2 separate regions of the Homo sapiens genome follow, and region 1 is linked to region 2. A link is a loop called in an ENCODE intact Hi-C map of the cell type or tissue named here. Cell type or tissue: K562. All regions are shown on one strand. Each heading gives the region's core, and the rest is flanking DNA. Links, peaks and the distances in the headings are about the cores only.

Region 1 (5,000 bases), core at 1-5,000, 210 kb before region 2:
TGCAAAAAACATCTTTACAAAGCAAATTTTGTCTAAAAAACAAGGCTCTTGTTTTTAAAGGAGCCGTGCTGTATTGGCAAGGCCATTGGGTTGTTTACTGATGTTATATCAGATACATCTCAGGAAACTTAATTATAAAATGGTACTAATCCTCCATAAGTGTTTTAATCAATTTATATTTATTCATTTTAAAATTAAATAGAGAAAAACCCTTGTTCTCTTTCAGTGAGCCAAGAGCAATCATTCAGAGCTGAACAATAGAAAATGTGGAAAATATTGTTCTTTTTAGGTATTCAGCTGGTTAAACTTTGAAATCTGTGTATTAAGCATAGCAAATATAAACTCAGTGAATTTCTGAATTAAGCAGTGTGTGTTTTCATTTGATTATGGTTAGGAAACAGTTTAAAATATTAGTTGAAAGGTAAGCTCTACGTTAATGGATCCATTGTTTTGAAGTAGTTATTATCTGGTAGAACACTATACTCCACATGATGGAATCTAATAACAGCTTGGAGAGAACAGATTTTATCTTTCAGTGGAAAATGTTATCAGTGCAATTTTTATTGTATGTCTAAGGCATTTTGGTATTGTCTAACTTTAATGACTTAAGAAAACCTTAGGTACTAACTGCAAAGACATCAGAATTTCAGAAGTAGGTAAAACTGGTAAGTTGCACCTGTACATAATCACTTATTAAACTCAGAGTATGGTCATCATTTCTCTTCTGCCAGTGAGCTGAGAACTAGATGTAAATGTGAGTCTAGAGGAAGGAATATAGTGGTAGGTTCTTAGGCCACTGCATTCTCAATGCTCAGTTCTGCCATGGGCAGTTAGAATTAACTGTTGGAAGACGCATGTTTCCCCTGACAGTGGAATCTACCATCAATGTGTCATGCTGTTTGGAGACTAGGTTAATTGAAAATAAGAGAAATCGTTGCACTTCATTTCTTAAATTATCTGACCTCATTTAGGAAACTAATATACTGTTTATCCTAGCAGTAAATCAATATGTATGGTTGTCCATAAATGTTAGGCACTTTCCAGGGTAGAAAATAACCTCTGGACATGTTCACTAAGCTGTAGACAGAATCACTTAAGCAATTAAAGTTGTTGAAGTTGACTTTTGAAACCCCAACCTGTAGTGACATCACCAGCTACTCAGCTGCTAAATAAAGAGGGTGCATGTGTGGGCTCTCCCACACTCGCTCCCCGCCACATATACACAAATATGAAATTAGTAAAGACTTAAAGTATTACTTAATCACTGTGGCTATGAAGCCTAGAATTATAGAACTGACAGGATAAAAATAACCTGATCCAGTCTCTTAATTGTATAGATAGCCAGACTCAGTGGCTCAAGCCTGTAATCCTAGCACTTTGGGAAGCTGAGGCAGGTGCATCACTTGAGGTCAGGTGTTCGAGACCAGTCTGGCCAACATGGTGAAACCCCGTCTCAACCGAAAATACAAAAATTAGCTGGGCGTGGTGGCTCACACCTGTAATCCCAGCTACTTGGGTGGCTGAGGCACAAGAATGGCTTGAACCCAGGAGACGGAGGTTGCAGTGAGCTGAGATCCCACCATTGTACTCCAGCCTGAGTGACAGAGCGAGACTGTCTCAAAAAAAAAAAAAAAAAAGTATAGTTAGGAAATTACCCCTACCAAAAATGACAAAATTAATAAGAGTTGGATTACAAATTGGCTGTTATGAAATAGATGTTCCATAATTGTTCAAGACACCTATATTTTTCAGTAGTCTGGTCCTGTCGATAAGACCCTGGTTTTAACATTCTTGCACTTATGTTTAAAATAGAAATTGCCTTAACCACAGACAAACCAAACAAAAAAATAATAACTGAATTGGAGAATAGAAATTAGAGACAGAGGCCTCTCTGAGTTGTGGAAAGGTGGATAGGTAAGTGAGGGTCCAGGATAGGTAAGTGGGGGTCCAGAAGAAAGTGGCTGTCACCCAGTGAATCAGGAACCAGGGCAGGAGCCATGAGAGCTAAAGGGTTACAGAGGAAAAGTACAAGGCAGTTCAGAAAAAGAGACACCACTAGGGGCCTCCTCCTTCCCCTTGGGTAGAAGATTAAGTCGAATTCACAAGGAACTGAGAAGTCTACCTAATCTGGTTTCTGTTGCCTTTGTAAACCAGATGTTCAGCTTGGCTGAACATCCACCAACCTTAGCACTGTCACCCACACTGATTCTCAGAACAAACAGGAATAGTCCCAAGGGAATGTTGTAGGATGGAGTTTATGAAGACATCTGTAAGAATAAAAACCTAGCCCTGTTTCATTTTCATGACTACAAGTAGTATTAGAGAGTACTTATAAGTGCTTTGTACCTTTTCCAGTATGATAGATAAAATTAAGTCCTTACAACCCCAGAAATAATTTTATTCTTGACCCTTAACCTCCCAATTTATATCTGAATACAAATGCTACGTAGAACAGTTACATATCAGGGATTAAATAGTAGCGTGATTACTTTTTATTCAACAAAGTTAAAATATCTTTTTAAATAGTGGTAATAGATAAGAAGAAGCTACTAATTTTTACAATCTGTAATGTTGCTGCTCTGGCTTCTACACGTCTCTGCTTCTTACTTGACTCCAGCCACACTCACCTCCTCACTATTCCTTGAACACATCAGGATAGAAAGAGTGTGACGGGTAATGCCTTTGCCTTGGTTGTTTTCTCTGGCTTGAATATTTTCTCCCCATCTCTCTGTAAGACTAGCTTCCTCATCATCTTTAAGTCACCTTCTTAGAGAAGCCTGCCCTGGTCTAGCCCCTCTGTGTACTATTATAGTCTATCTCCCCCAGCAACCAGGACTCCTCACCCTTCTCATGATTGCTTCTTTTTCCCCCATAGCACATTTTTACCTTCTACTATAAGAGATCATTTACTTATATTTTTTGTCTGTTCTCCCCTACTAGATTATACAGGTTCCACAAGGGCAAAAGTAGTTGTCTAGTTTGCTTACTTATTCATCCTCAAAGCCTAGAACTGTCTAGAGCATAGTAAATGCTCAATCACTATTTTTAATGAATAAATGACCATATGAATATTGACTTTTCAAGATAAAAATTTAGGTTTACTCCCCTAGATTTAACCTACATGTTGTGCTTTTTCATAATCACGATGTGCTCATACGTCAGTTTTCGGATATGCTTTTCATTTTCTTGCTGTCTCCCCTAGAGAGAGAGAGATTCAAATAAATCTACCCTAGATGAAGAGTCTATGGGGAATAGACCTCTTCCTCCAGAGGCTTCAAATAGAGCAACATTAGGGTCAGTCTTGGCATTTAAGTCTCAAAGAAATTCAGACTTACTCTGAGAGAGATATATAGATTAGATAAAAGTATGAGTAAAAGAGACACTATATTTCTAAGCAACAGAAATTCCATATCACAACAAACCATGTCCAGATGGTCAGGAGATAATATCAGAAAAAAACAATCTTCACTGAGGCCAAGATGAGGTTCCCTTGAAGCCGACCAAAATAAGGATGGTCAATTTACTGTTATTTCTGCAAAATATATTTTTTTCTAATGTCTATGGACAGATAATGATTAAAATTCAGGGCTTCAATCCCCACCAGTATGCAGTATACCTAAGTAACAAGCATGCATATGTACCCCCCTGAATCTAACATAAAACAATTTTTAAAAATTCAGAGCTTGTTTGTGTAGGTCCTATCAGAAGAGCCAACATGGTAGGATTCTTATTTGAGTATCCCAACAGGCGTATTCTGGGAGAAGGATGCTAACACCGAGATGCACATTCCAAGAAATCTGAGATAACAGAAAACAATCACCCCCGTCTTAATCCATTTGGGCTGCTGTGGCAAAATACTGTAGATTTGGAGTCCTGTAAACAACAGAAATTGATTTCTTATAGTTCCAGAGGCTGGGAAGTCCAAGATCAAGGCTCTGGCAGATTTGGTATCTGATGAGGGCCCATTTCCTGATTCATAGATGGTGCTTCTAGCTGTGTCTTCGTATGGTGGAAGGGGCAAAGCAGTTCTCTGGGGTCCCTTTTACAAGGGCACTAACCCTATTCATGAGGGTTCTGGCCTCATGCCCTAATTACCTCCCAAATACCCCACCTCCTAATATTATCGCCTTGAGCATTAAGATTTTAACATGAATTTGGTGGGCACACAAATATTTAGACCATAGCACCACCTTAAACCTTGCTATGTGGCTTATCAACCCTTCTGTAGGCAGTGGACTGCCCAGGCTGGGAGCCATACGATGCCCTTTTCCTCTGACCTTAACCTACTGTCCCTTCATAGATGCCACACTCTGGTCAAAGACACAGCCAATACCTGCCGAAGCCCCAATCATTAGTAGTCAGAGAAGTGGTCCAGTTAAACCTGTACAGTTGCCCCAAAGATCTTCCTAAAGTTCAAATGCAAGTAGTGCCCTTCTTTTCTTGAAATTATGTAGTGATTTCTCCCTTAGCTTCAAATTATTTGGCTTGGTACAAAGCACTCTTTGTGATATGGTCTTTGTCCTGGCATTGATCGCATTCTTGGTAGTCACTGATGTCCTCCTATCTCCTGTGACCCTAAAGAAGTGCTTTGCCCTTTTTGCCATATGATGACACAGCTAGAAGTCACCATCTATGAACAAGGAAGTGGGCCCTCTCCAGATACCAAATCTGCCAGAGCCTTGATCTTGGGCTTCCACTGATCTCCTATGTGTCTCTCCCAACACGTGATGGACTCCTGGAGGATAAGAATTATACGTTATTCATACCTTATTCATCCTCAGTGCTAGGTTTGTGGAGGTTCTCAGTAAATACTGGTTCAGTGGCTGAATGGCTAAATGGAAATGTGATGTTGCTAAACTCTAATATGGATGTTTCTTCTTTCCTCAAGGACTTTGGCATTATGTTCCTGCACCACCTTGTATCTATTTTCTTGATTACCTTTTCATATGTCAACAATATGGCCCGAGTAGGAACGCTGGTCCTTTGTCTTCATGATTCAG
Region 2 (14,795 bases), core at 9,474-14,473:
TTTTGTTTGTATGTTTCCTTTTTAGAACCAGGGACTTGCTCTGTTGCCCAGGCTGGAGTGCAGTGGTGGATAGCGGCTCACTGCAGCCTCAAACTCCTGGCTCAAATGATCCTCCCTCCTCAGCCTCCCATTAGCTAAGACTACAGGTGTGCACCACCATGCCTGGCTAATTTTTGAATATTTTTTAGAGCCAGCTTCTTACTATATTTGCCCAGGCTGGTCTTGAACTCCTGGCCTCAAGGAGTTCCCTTGAGGATGTTCCACCCATGTCAGCCTCCCACAGTGCTGGGATTGCAGGCTTGAGCCATTGTATTAATAGTTGGCCTACACTGTCTTTTGTTTCTTCATTTACAAGAGGTAAAAATCAGTAAGAATGAATGCTTTCATTTAGATTCTATGATGACTGCCATATAAATCAGCTACCTTTTCAGAAATGACATTGAAATACTGCATCCTCTTTGACTTATACCCCACACATACATGCAGGGTCTAGGTGGGACCAACAGTGGCTCCAGATGTATATACACACGGGTCCAGGGACAACAGAACAGGCCAGGCTACAGTATGGACTTGAACCTCTGCTTCACTTCTGGTCTCTGTTTTACAGTAGTGCTCACCAATATTTCAATAAATTCTACTGAACTTACTCTAATAGAACATTATTCAACCCCCAAAGACTTATCTCTTCACTATGACATCTCCATACTTTATTTTTAGGAGACAGACTTTCAAAACCAGAGAAATCAGGTGCCTTCCTCAAGGTCATGCTCCAACCCAGGCCAACTATTAAATGCTTGCATCTGTTAGCTGGATTAGTCTCTATGTATACTGAACTGTGATGAAAATCTATAGCTTTGTTTTAGAAAATTATTGTTGATGGACTATTAATATTATATTAACAATTTCTCAGTAAGTGTGTTTTTTCCTCATTGAATCTAGGAATGCTGGGCTTTAAGTTGATAACTGTGTCATTTCAATCAAGTACAAGGATTTTGAGGCAGATTTTGCTAGATATCTTAGTAATCCCCCACAATGTTTTATGTAACTCTTCTCAGAATATCAATACATTAATTATTTTAGATGACATATTAAATAATCTATGAATATTAATGAAAACAATACAGTTGAAGTGAGTGTTGTTTAACATGATAGTAGCTGAGGATAACAAACCTCAAAAAATCAAAGTATTAATTACTCCTTTCCAAGTATATGTATAGAGCATGTGTCATTGCTTTTATAAAACGCACTTAATAGCTTTCTTTCTAAAAGGCAACTGAACTTTCTAAAAGGTAAATAAACTGAACTTGATATTAGTGGTTCGGTGATTCCAAAGCAAAAAGCTGAGGGATTAAGAAAGAATAGCTTAAGAATGAAATTTGTCTCATGTTGCTGGGACATTTGGGATGAAAGAAGTAGAGAAGAATGATTCTTCAGGTGATGACCGTTGCTCATTGGTTCAGTCCCACCCTATGTCCCACCATGCTGTACCTTTAGATGCCTTCACATTTCATGATACATTTGTGTCATTACATCTTCCACACATCAGAGATCTCATTCCTGTCTAAAAGCCCTTTGCCAAATTTCACATAAGATAATGTTAGTCTTGAAGGATTCTGGTACATCCCCTTCATCCTAGTACAATCTCAGCCTGCTTTCAGCAAGGCCTGAGGAAACCGGCATTAATAGCCAGGGAATTCTGCAGCAATGATTGACTCTACCATAAATCCGTTCTCCGTTTCCATGGAGAAAGCTATCTTCAGCCACCCCATGGTGCTGTCTGTTGGGCAACACATTACCCTCAGAGGGGACTGGGATGAAGTGTGGGCTTGTTTTCTATAATTAATCCCCAAGAACTCTGCCCCTATCTTCCATAAAAACCCCAGAGTCCCCATGGGAGTAGATTTCCCTCTTTATTCTAGTTGAAGTCTCCTGGAGGGATCCATATGGTGGTAAATTGTTTTTGCAATTGAAACGCCTTAGGCAGCAAGAGGAATCGTTTTTCACAGCCTTGGAGAAAATGCCTGCCCTTAATAATGATGGAAAAGACTCTTCTGTTTCCAATTTATTTGTCAGAAGTAAGTGGAATTGAGCTCATTAAATACTGTTACTATAACCATATATTCAAAATGTCTACCTATCTACATATTCAGGAGAAAAATGTCAATACCATGAGCTTTTAGGATGAGAAAATCTAGACAAGAAAATCTGACTCAAGAGAAAATCTGACTCAAGAAACTGTCCAATCAAACCTACATTTGGAAAAAAAATACAAAATAATTTATTATTGCTGAAACTAGCTATCAGGAAGAATATTAGTTCCTTTCCTTTGACAACCTATTGATTGGACATCTGCCTAAGAAGGTTAAGTTGGTGCCTTCTTTAGACATATTTCATTATAAAACAGATGGTGATTAAAAGAATTGTTATAAGATGTCCTTGAAACTAAAAGTCAAATGTTGAAATGCTTTACATTTTTTCAAAATTTTTAAATAAATTCAAGATCAAATTGGTACATACATACAAAAATCTTGGTTTAAGAAAAAGTCAAGTGACTTGGTTCTAAAAATGAGATTCTTTTCTTAAGTATTTTAAAACTGTATATTCCAGCACTCTTCAATTGAACTTTTACAGTGATGGAGATGTTCTCTATCTGTGCTGTCCAATATAGTAGCCACTGGCCACAGATGTTTATTGAGCTCTTGAAATGTAGCTGATGCAACTGAGGAAGTGCATTTTTTTTTTTTTTGAGACGGAGTCTCGCTCTGTTGCCCAGGCTGGAGTGCAGTGGCGCGATCTCGGTTCACTGCAAGCTCTGCCTCCTGGGTTCATGCCATTCTCCTGCCTCAGCCTCCGGAGTAGCTGGGACTATAGGCACCTGCCACCACACCTGGCTAATTTTTTTGTATTTTTAATAGAGACAGGGTTTCTCCGTGTTAGCCAGGATGGTCTCGATCTCCTGACCTCGTGACCCGCCCGCCTCAGCCTCCCAAAGTGCTGGGATTACAGGCGTGAGCCACCAAGCCCTGCCGGAAATGCATTTTTAACCTTCATTTACTTTTAATTTACATTTCAATAGCCATGTGTGTCTAGTGGCTACTGAATTGGACAGCACAAATCAAGTCTCACAGTGATTTTCCTTGAAAATAAAACCCAAGTATTTTGTATATTGTCACTTTTGCCATGTTCCTGTGAGACAACATGAATCAGCGTTAACGGCTCTAAGAAGTTAACAGATATTGCTGCATTTTCCAAAGGGACCCTCTGCAGACCTGGATTCTCTCTCTGCAGCTCCCTTCTCTCTCATTCTGTCCTGTGAGCAATAGCCGCCTTGGTGTCCCTGGACTCTCAGCTCTGTTGCCTGGAATCAGAGAGTCTGGGTTCACCCTCCCTGCACCATGTTCTGGAAACCCTCTAAGGTACACAATACTAGCGGGGAGCTTTACCCAGTCCATGACCACATTCTGGATGGCTGGTTGGCTTTCTGACGAAGCCTCCCTGCTTCTCTGGGTCTAGCACACATCAATGCCCAACACCTGTACTTCTGTGGCTATTCATAAAGTCTTCCAAAAAGGACCGCTCGTGTCCAGTTGCCCCTGAGGATTTTGCCCTCATTGATGGGCTGTCCTAGGCACTTTGGAAATGGCAAACAGCTTCTAGGATGAATTTCTAGATCTCAATATTGCCAGGAAACTAAAATGGGGGTCTAACTTTTCCCCTCCCCTTACTTCGAATGCTTTCAGATGGTGATTTCACTCTGAAGGTAATGTGGTGCCATTTGCCAATTGTTAAAAGTCTATTTTTTTAAAGTTAACAGTAGAAAAGATCTATAAGAAGCAACGACTCCAGAAATTTCTGCCAAATGACAGAAATTCACGAGAAGATTCTAAGACTTAGAAGTGCTTCATTTTCGGCTCTGTAAAGGACGAATGCAGTTTATGCCAAATTTGAGGCAGGTCTGGTGTGGAGTACTAATTACTGTCTGCTATCCTTTGAGGGAGAGCACAGTAATGACTCAGATGAAATCACTTCTCATTTCTTTTGGCAGCATAGAAGTAATTGCTCTAAAGGAGGGGAAAAGCTTCAACGATTAAGGTTATAAAAGTTAGCATAAAACCGATTGTCTTCTGTTCTGAATTTTTAAATTTCTTAGTTTTTCTTTTTTTCTAATGTTTTGCCATGTGATTTCTGAAGAGAATCTGTCCTCAGTTCAAAAACCATGATATTTCCCCAAAGAACAATATGTTCTGAAGGAGCTGCCAGGACAGGGGCAGGTAATGAGTGAAGGCAGCAGCTGCGGTCCCGCCGAACGGGACTCCTGGCGCAGCGCGGGGAGGAACGTAGGCGCTGGCAGCACAGCAGCCCGTTTCTGGCGCTGGCCAAGTGGAAACTGAAGCGGCCTCCCTGGGAGGATCTGGGTGCGCTGCAGGGGGAGCAGGCCATCTGTGTGCCTGGAAAAGAAACCCAGCACTACCGAAGACAAAGAAGAGCTTCTTTACTCTCGCACTCACCTACCCCTGTACGTCAACTGAGCCGATCACACTCTAATTCCTGTTCAAAGAGTTGGCTTTTTCCAGGATTCAGGCTTTGTCTGATGAACAGCATGGACCGGATTGTCATCTGTGCTCATACATCCTGCTGCTAATAGAAGATGGGCACTATCTTCCACCCGCCCCGCCCCGCCCCGCCCCCTTGCCTCCAGGCTCAGTAATTCTGCATCAAAAACATTTCTACATAATCATTCCTTTCTTTTTTTTTTTAAGCAATTGTTCAAATAAAAAAATGGTAGAGCTCTTGCTATATTTCTAGATGAAAACTGCATTGACTTAACAAAATAAAAATAAATGTTCCTGTCTGAGTTTTGGAGATGTGTGTGTGTGTGTGTGTGTGTGCGTGTGTGTGTGTATCTTATTCTCTTAGCTTTGGAATGCTGATGCCCTGCTCACCCTGGCCAAGCAAGAGGTTGCGCCACAGGTCCACATGTGGATCCCAGAGGAAGTCAGAATGCAGGTAGGCAGGTGCCAGGAAATTCAAAGGCAGATCGATGTACAAAGGCCTTCGTGGAGTTTAGCAACCAGCATCCTGGACTGGAGTCATCAGAACTACATTCTAGCCTGGCCCTGCATCTAACCACTAAAACTCCAGAAGGCCATTTAGTGTTGGTGGCCTCAGTTTACCCAGTTCTCAACTGAGGAGTTTAGTATGGGGTTAAAATGGAAGGTTCATTCACGGTGTGATATTCTTCAACTCTGAGGGTCTCATTCAGTCCAACATATTGTGCTTTGTCTCTCCAACCAGCTCCTCTATTTTGTTTGCTCTTTGTGAAGCACTATCTTCACAGAAGGCTTTCAGATGTATTGTTAATTTTTTTGTGAAGTGGAGCAAGAAGGTGATAAGACCCTGGCTAATGTGTTTTGATACTGTTTTAATTTTAGTTACATGCAATGAACAAGGCTATAACTTCTACAAAGCACTCTGTTTTGAAATGTGCTACTTTATTAAACAATTTTGGACCAGTCTTTAAAACATTCGATTCTAATTAGAATCTGAATTTTATAGCAATAAAAAAGTACATGGAGAGATAATTTAACTGATGTTATGGGGCAAAATTATTAACGTGAGAATAGCCATAGACTTCCTGCTATGCTATCTTGCAACAGAAATCCTATAATTAAATTCCAACTCCAGTTCCCCTTTCTCAACATCCTAAAGAAGAAATTCTTGCTGGAAGAGATACTAAGCAGATCACATAATAATAGGCTGAATGAGAAGAAAGGAAGGAGAGGGAAACTTGGCTTTGTGGGAGGTAAGGTTGGAGAGCTTACATGACGGAGCTGAATGAGGAAAGTGACTAGAGTTTTGACACAGCATTTTAGTAAGTTTATTGTGGAGTAATTACGGATTTCTCAAAGACATAAAGATAAAATTTACTTTTTAATTTTTTATGGCTGTTGAAATGTGCTTCCTGAATGAAACACAACTCTGACACCAAGTTACATGATGCCAGGCTTTTTGAGGATGAACAAAATTAGAAATCCAGATCCAAAAAGCTTCTAAAATCTCCACGGACTTAACTAGGGCCCTTTCTGTCCATGCTTGTCTTTTAACTCACCCACCCACCAGACCAGAATGTATTAAATGCCTTCAGCTGCTGGAGATGCAAGGGTGAGTTCAATATAGGCTCTTCCCTGGGGGGAGGCCTCCATTGATTCTGGGCTCACTTGCAACAGATCTGGGTGGACTCCAGGGATACCTCTGGCCTGTGGACTTGAAGAATTGGTTTGTGACTATTTCCAGCTATAAATTAACTGGGAACTTTACTCCCCATTTCTTCTAACCCATCCTTTTTCAAATTCATCCTTTCTTGAACCACTTTTTCTTCCCACCTCTGGCATATCCTGTCAAAGGGATCTAGATTGTTCCCAGTCTAACATCAATTTTATCACGTGAAAGGATGAGAAAGCATATTCAAAAAACACTAAGTGCCTAAAGTAAAAGCTTCCTTCATTTAAAGCAGGGCATGTGCAATGTTCCAGGAAAGAAAGAGCTGCCAGGACACCCATCCAGTGATATCGTCTTTCCATGGCAGTGATACTAGGTAAAAAAGACCGATTCCTCCTTTCACTGAATATTTTTGGAATATCTCTAGATATAATGATCATATTTGAAGATCATTTAAGAATGCATTAATACTTCAATATTGTGTTATTTTCTTTATACTTACATTTCAGGATTTTTATTAATAAAGATCTATTGAGTAAGATTGTATTAATTTTTAGTTAACAGCAACAACAACAACAACAAACACAATTACAAAAAAACTACTTCAGTGGCTTAAACAAGTGAGAGGTGTCTTTTTCTTCTGTAACAAGATGGGTGAAGGCAGGCAACCCAGGCTGAAGTAGCTGCACAAAGGATGTTCAGGAATCAGGCTGAATATCTTCCTGCTCTGCCATCTGTGGTGTGTGGCTTTTGTCCAAGTGATCACAGCATGGCTGCTGTGCATTCAGGAAAGAAGAAAGGGGGAAGAGACTCAGGTTTTCTTTTACCCAGGCTTTATTCAGAAAGGGACAGCCTGCATAGGGCCTTGTGCCTATATTTCATTGACAAGACAATGTCACCTGGCCTTCATCTAGCTGCAAGGGAGTCTAGGAAGGTAAATATTTTGCTTTCCAGCCTCTGTAATAGAGGAAAGCAAAAGAAAAGCGTGTCGGATTGGGTGTCAAGAGAGACAACACCTGCCATAGTGACTTATCACCTACATAACAATGAATGCAACACTCAGCTGCATCTCTCCCTGCAGCCTGCCAAACTATTTTGCAGTAACATGCTAAAACCATGAAGGCAAAATGCTTTATGAACATTATCAGGAAGTATATTTCAATGATTAAATTTTCACCTTCCAAGAAATGTTATTGAAACTCTGCTCATTTCTTACTTTGATTCTATACTTGAGATATGAAAAAGAAACCAAATACCACAAAGGTTTTATCTTTTTTGGTAATCTTGTATAATAATCATAGGCACTTGTTCTCTGTCACCCTTAGCGAACATTTCCATTTCTATCTCCAGCTCTTCTGCTATCTCCAGCTCTCCTGTTCTCACATTTATTTTGTATTTGAGAGCAGGAGCTGTACCTGAATTACAGGAAGGAGGAAATTGCCAATTCACCAGCTGGCTCTGTATTTTTTCTTTTTACATAACACATTCTGTCCTAACTCCAATTTATTGGGTTGAGTAGTTGCATTCGGATAGCCACATGCCAATCACGAGTACCCTGATTACTCATTATGAGCCTCAGGATACCATACAACTCGCTAATGAGCACATTATAATGCTGGCCAGTGCTAATTAGATGATAATCATGTGCATTGCTTTATTTACAGTCTGCTATTTAAATTAATTGGGCATTTAATTGAACCCAGTGTGAAAGAAATTGGAAATGGGTTTAGAGGTTCACTGAGTTACTTTCACCTGCCGTCTCACATGCAGGTGAGATCATTTACTTGATCTGTAAATTTAGAGCAAATCCAAGTGGACACAGTGCTCATTTTATGATGGTACACATGTATATGTAAATTTCTCTCCAAGTGTGTTTGAAAACAACCAAATTCTTAATTTTGTATTTCCTCTAACATCCTTTTGTGCCTTGATTATGGAGAGATTTTGCATGCATAAGAAATATTTAATAAATCAAACCCTTAGTTGGAAATATGAGGTGGGATCCTAAACCAACATGATGAAACTGTTCTGATATTTTCTTACGATAAGAAACTGATATTTAATTATTGAATAAATATATGGCAAACTATACCTAATTATGATCCTATGTATTTTACACTTTCAGAATATAGTATTAAAATATTCCAGGACCTACATTTTAAAATGAGTGTATAATTGCCAAAAATTATAGGCACGGGGGCAGCACCAAATTCAAAGAATCTTTTCATTGAAATAATTTCCTAAGGGCACATGTAGAGTACATTTAGAGTAACTATATAAAAAAGAGTTTTTGGACAAAAAAACTAGAGGCCAATTTTTCTACCTTTTTTTTTCTCAAACAGTAGCATTTCTAATATATGGGCATCTCTTTCATGCAATTTTGAAATGGACCAAAATTAACTGAGAGCCTGTTTTCAAAATAAGTTGGAAGATGTGCTGCTTCAACTTTTCCTAAGAATTGTTCACAGAAAAAAATCATAAATGGTTCTTACAGATCAACTGGAAGAAAACTTGTTTTGGGAAGAGGTCCTCAGGAAGCTTAGCTAATATGACCATTTTTAATATCATACTGTATTTTGTTACACTAAACAATCTTAGTTATTTCACTTTTGTCAACTCACACTGGTGAATCAAATAAAATGTATGATGTAAAGCATTTTAACCACTTCTGATACAGGCCAGTGTAGCTCTATGACTTCTGACATCAAAATGATTTGTTTGATTCCCCAAAGGTCTTTCTTGCATCCAAACTGACATCCTGCAAAACTGAAGTTTTGCAAAGTTTCTGAGTACAGTGTAAGGACACATTCCAATGGAGAAGCTGGGCTCATGTTTTTATAAGACTAGAATTGTAGAGACAACTGAGATTCAGACTAGAGAATTCATGAACCTGATATTCTAATTCTGTGTTGTCCAACATAGTAGCCACTAGTGGCTCTTGAGAACAGACGTTGACATAAGGCTGATTTGAGCTAACATGTGCTGTAAATGTAAATGCACCTCAGATTCTGAATATTTAGTAGATAATGTAAAAATCTCAGGATATTTTTGATTACATGTTGTGATGGCAATATTTTGGATATGTTGGGTTGAATAAAATATACAATTAGCATAAATTTCACCTGTTTTTTTTCCACTTTTTTATGTGACTAGAAAATTTAAAATTACCTATGTGGCTCACATTAGTGGCCCATATTATATTTCTGTTGAAAGGCACTGCTCTGACCCACGGAAAGAATGGGCGTTTTCCACTTTTATTCCTTACGTGGGGGCTGACAAGTTATAAACTACCTGTGTGACTTTGAGAAGACTATTCAACAAGATGTATTGAGGTAGAACTTTATGCCAAGTACCGAGTAAAGCACTGGGGACATTAAGATGAACTAGGCAGTCTCTGCCCTCAAAGACCATCAATAGACATTTTAGTATATGCAGGGAGTTCTGGTCACACAGAGGACAAATGGCTGGAAATAAAAGTTACCAAAATTTGGCAGAAATTCTTCCAGATATCTTTTTATGCATACAAGTATGTACAAGCACACACCAAACACAGATACACACATAACAGATGCATGCATGTATGAGTGTGTGTGCATAGATGATTAGACAGATAGATAGCATCATACCATCTTTGATGATCAGAAATGGTTTTTTTCTGCACAATATAACATGGGCATTGCTCCACAAAAAACAATAAATGTAAGTCAACATCATTATTTTGGCTTCATGAAAAACATCATTGCATATATGTACCGAAACTTATTTGACCTTTACCCCATCGTCTTATTTATAGATTTGAGATTTTTTCCAAATGATTGTGAACAATGCAGGAAGAGAAAAGTGTGCTCACTTTTTGTGATTAGAAGTTTAAAATATATTCTGATAAATGGGATCTCTGGTGAATCTATTTCTGGACTCCCTTCTGTTCTGGTGATGTATCTTTCAAATCTATAATAGTTTCAGTATCTATTGTTTTAATTTTTGTAACTGTACTGCATTTCTATCCCCTTTTCATCTTAAACTTTATTTTTTTCAATGAAAGATATATATGTACATAAATCTTTTAGCAGTTTCTTTCAGTATTCACCTTCATCTTTTACAATAAGATGTTTTTATTGTAAAACATCTTATTTGTTTAAATGTTTAACTGTTTAGTTTCCATTATGAAATATGAGGACCACAAGGATCCAGTTCTTTTTTTACCCATGTCCTATCCCATCCCAACCTACCCCACATATTTTCTTGTTCCTTTCATAATCTATCTATAATTCTGCTTTAGATCAGTATTAAGCTTTTACATTGATGTGACTTTGTAAATAACATTCTCAGATGAGTCATAAGGTAAAATAAAAATATATTTTCTTTTTGTGTAACTTTTCTTTCCACCTAGAGCTAATAGCTAAAAATCTCCAATCTCACTCTCTTTGTCTTCTATTACGCATTGCTAACTTACCCTCAAACTCTAGCAGGGGGTTCTGTCTTCTCTCAGCATTCAAACCCACCAGGCATTCTAGCAGCACCATGTTTTTCTGGGGGACATTCCTCTCAGAACCCATTTCCCTGCCTCAATCTAGCTGACTACTTCCTCTGGGTACAGCACACCTGTAATCCTGGGATCTCCTTCCTAATCATCCTGGAGATTCCCAGCACCTCATTCTTGAGTTAGGTCATCTGTTCTTACATCCCATATCTTCCTATTTTTTTTATCTGTGACCTTATTTTTTAAAAAAAAAGCCCCCTTTTGTGGCTTTCTGAGAAAAGATGGGGAGTAGAGGTGTTGAGACCTGCATGACTGAGAATGTCTTTAGACCTCTCTCATTCTTGAGAATAGCTTTGCTACATATAGAATGATTCCCCTTAGAATTTTGAAGGCAAATCTTTATGAATTTTAGTTTCATTGTCAAGAGGTCCTATGTCATTATAGTTCTTTTGTGTGTGTGTGTGTTTTGTTTTGTTTTTTGGTTTTTTGGTTTTGTTTTTTTTTGAGACAAGGTCTTGCTCTGTTGCCCAGGCTGGAGGGCAGTGGCGCGATGTTGGGTCACTGCAGCCTCAACCACCTGAACTCAAGCAATCACCCCACTTCAGCTTCCCGAGTGGCTCATGCCACCATGCCTGGCTAATTTTTGCTTTTCTTTTTTTGTTAGAAATGGGGTTTCGCCAGGTTGCCCAGGCTGGTCTTGTACTCCTGGGCTCAAGCAATCCTCTTGCCTCGGCCTCCTAAAGTGCTGGGATTACAGGCATGAGCCACTGTGCCCAGTCACATGATTATAATTCTTTATCGATTATATGTCACACATTCCTCCTTCTCTCCTGGAAAATATTCTCCTTTTCCCTCATTTTCTAAAATTTCATACTGTGCCCAAATAGGATTTTTATTTATTATATTCAGTATTGGGTGAACTCTTTCAGCTTGGAAATTCATATTCTTCAATTGTAGGAAATGATCTTAGACTATTTTTTAAAATAGTCTAAATTTATTTTTTTAAATAAACTCTCTTGAACTAGACTATTGACTAATTATTGCACCACCTGAATTGTTACCCTCAATTTTTTCTTTTCTTATTTTTTCCTACTTTTCATCTCTATCTTTTTGTTTTACTTTCAGAGAAATTTCCCCAACTTTATCTTCCAATCCTTCTATTTTTTTTTTTTCCTGTTAACTTTTATTAACTGGGGTTATAAGGAGAGTCTGGTCACAACACACATTATGAAAACATTAGGAAATTACAGAAGGACTTGCAATAAGTTTAAACAGAACAAATTAAGCCAACCCCTTGGTCATCTGAGAAACAATAAGGTAAAATTGCAGAGACCAAATCTTTGTCAGCGATAAAGGATACAGAATAAAAACGTAGACATCATCGCCCCCTGGTGTTGTAAAATAAACATGCAATGTTATTTATTTATTCATTTTTGAAGTTGTAATCTTCTCCTTTGTCACTGAGCCTCAATTATTTCCCCAATTTCAAGCCCTCTTTAGACAATCTTTTCCCTGTCATCAATAACTTTCAAGTATCTTATTTGAAAATATAATTTGTACTAATTCCTCTTTCAGACTCCATAAATTCCTTTCCAGGAAACTGGCCACCTCCCAGCACAAGAGCCTATGCTCTTGCTCTTTGAAATGCAAACCAAAACAAGAGCTTTAGTCTTTCATCAAAATTAGAGGATTAGCATGCATTTATTGCAAACCTTAATTTCCTCTAAAAGGCATCTTTACTCTGCAACTTACTCGTCATTGCCATTTTTCATAACCAGAATGCATTCCTTCACCGTCTGCCTCCTGACTTGGCAACCATCAAGAATTCTGGCCTGACCAGTTAACTTGCTAAACCATCTTTGCTGTTATATACCAGGAAACACTGGAAAAGAGACATAAATAATATACCTCCATATCCTAGTGTCCTGGCTTAATTTATAGGCAGAATTTCGTTTGTTGGCTAAGGGAAGAAAAACCATCTACGTAGAGTGAGCTTGGGAGGAAGCTGGAGTAGGGAGAAAACATGATGGCAGGATAGGTTGGTGGGAACCGTGGGTGCAGTCCTGCTCCCAAGGTTTTCATTTCTGTGACAAGAGCTCTTTTTTGTATGTTCACTTTTATTGATTCCTGTTTTTATTTAAATAGATGGAAATATGTTCTCTTGACCCATTGAACACATTTATTACCATTTTTTGAGTGTTTTTCTAATCACTGCATTGGCTCTGTTACTTCTAATTTCCTTTCTCCAGCTGCCCTATTGTTGCTTTTGCTTTATATGTTAAAATACTTCCTCAGTGTCTGGTGGTCCTTGGAAGTCAATTCCCATGCAAGGAGGAGACACCAAAAAGCCTGGGGAAGCTCTGATCGAGTGGGTGCTTGTTGGTTGACAGGTGGGCTTCATAGAAGGGTAATACGGCTGGAAAATTTTCTTAGGATTCCAAGGACGGAGTCCTTGACCTCTTTTCTTTTTCTTTTTCTTTTTTTTTTTTTTTCGCTCTGTCGCCCAGGCTGGAGTGCAGTGGCGCGATCTCGGCTCACTGCAAGCTCCACCTCCCGGGTTCACGCCATTCTCCTGCCTCAGCCTCCTGAGTAGCTGGGACTACAGGCGCCCGCCACCACGCCCGGCTAATTTTTTTGTATTTTTAGTAGAGACGGGGTTTCACCATGTTAGCCAGGATGGTCTCAATCTCTCGACCTCATGATCCGCCCGCCTTGGCCTCCCAAAGTGCTGGGATTACAGGAGTGAGCCACAGCGCCTGGCCCGACCTCTTTTCTAAGATTGGCCAATTTCCCCAGAAAATCATTCTTCAATCTCCTGCCAGAAGAGAGGGGCTGGGAGTTCTTCTGTTCATACACAGCTTTACATTCAATCCCCCTGTCTCTTGTATGTTAGCTGCCCCTTCAACTTCATCTTGTGTCTCTAAGTGCAAACCTCCCTGTGAGCCTCCTCAGAGAGGGAGTATGCAGTTTCTCGCTGGAACTGGGGAAAGGCAGCCATCCTGCTGCAGGCGGGGCTCTGCAATTCTGTTTCCATACAGGCTTTTGGTCCATTCTTCTGTCTTCAGTCCCTCTGTCCCCTTGTCTCCTCCTTCCAGAAGGATCCAGTGTTTTTACATCTTGAAACTTTCTAGGGGTCTGTGGTACAAAACAGGATGTTTCTAGGCTCCCCCAACTAACAGGTTACATTTTTGTTTTCTCTCATCTTGTAACTCTATTATCAATTGTCCATTTGCTTTCTGGCTCCCAAGATTTTGCAGGTGGCATCACTGTGTTTTCTTCATTCTTGTAGATTCCTGCCGCCTTTAGTTCTATGTCATTCTGTGGTGTTTTGAGGGAGCAGGGGCAAATGAGTGCTTTTCTGCCATATTTACTTGCTTTTTTGTATAAAACCTTATGAAACTACAGCAAAGTAAAATGCGCTATTTTCATTTCATGAATATAATTTCACAGAAACTAAAAACAACAATCAGTATGCAGGGAGGTGCTGAGGAGTAAAAGGCCTGGGAGAGAGTCCCTGCTCCAGCCACACTGGTAGGTCCTCACAGTAATGGTAGCATCACCACCCCTACACTCACTCTGAAGTTAAAGCATAAATCAACAGCCCTAACTGGAAAGCTCATGCTAATACTTTCCCTTTCTGCCTCCCTCAGCCTGAGAGCATCCACCCTTTCCCTATCCTTAGCCTTAGAGATGAAGGAAGCTGGTTTCACTTGAAAGACAAATTTAGTTAAGAAACACAGCTGGTCTTCAGTCCTTCTGTTCTTTTCAAATCTGACCTTGGTCTAGCTCAAGAAACGTTTGTTGATTGCCTGTTATAGACCCGCCTCTGTGTACACCGAGGGTTCAAAAATGAAAGACAGTTCTCTGCCCTTGAGGAGTTCAAAGTGTCACTTACTCCCTGATGTCTCACTAATTCCCACATATTAATCAGGACTGGCTCCTGCACAGAGAAGCACTGAGTGGTGGCTGAGCTGCCACTTGACATTGGGTTTTCCCTCATATGGACCCTAGTTTCTTTCATTTTCTGTATACACATCTAAAGCAGAATTATTATGGAAGGCCATTAGAAATTAGCTTGGATTCCGATGTAGGAAAA

What was found. Peaks named below come from ENCODE experiments on the same cell type or tissue, not always from the same donor. Only the 100,000 strongest peaks of a DNase experiment are listed, where the experiment ranks them.
Region 1: a loop joins it to region 2, with 4 times the contacts of the local background. A loop is called at or near these places in 8 of 110 quality-filtered maps.

The regions. Positions count from the first base shown.
Region 1 is chr2:168,710,113-168,715,112 of GRCh38, forward strand. CERS6 (ceramide synthase 6) reads left to right here. Exons shown (of 10, transcript NM_203463.3): 7 at 4,889-5,000. Among named protein-coding and RNA genes, the nearest start is that of CERS6-AS1, 74 kb to the right of the region's middle. In K562, for the core only: a CTCF peak has its summit at 2,059; a DNase peak (open chromatin) is centred at 2,049.
Region 2 is chr2:168,908,688-168,923,482 of GRCh38, forward strand. It overlaps ABCB11 (ATP binding cassette subfamily B member 11), which reads right to left. Exons shown (of 28, transcript NM_003742.4): 28 at 12,094-14,795. It overlaps G6PC2 (glucose-6-phosphatase catalytic subunit 2), which reads left to right. Exons shown (of 5, transcript NM_021176.3): 5 at 1-1,313. Among named protein-coding and RNA genes, the nearest start is that of G6PC2, 15 kb to the left of the region's middle. RefSeq lists enhancers at 1-51, 3,826-4,361, 4,362-4,896. In K562, for the core only: a CTCF peak has its summit at 12,083 (motif pointing left); a DNase peak (open chromatin) is centred at 12,054.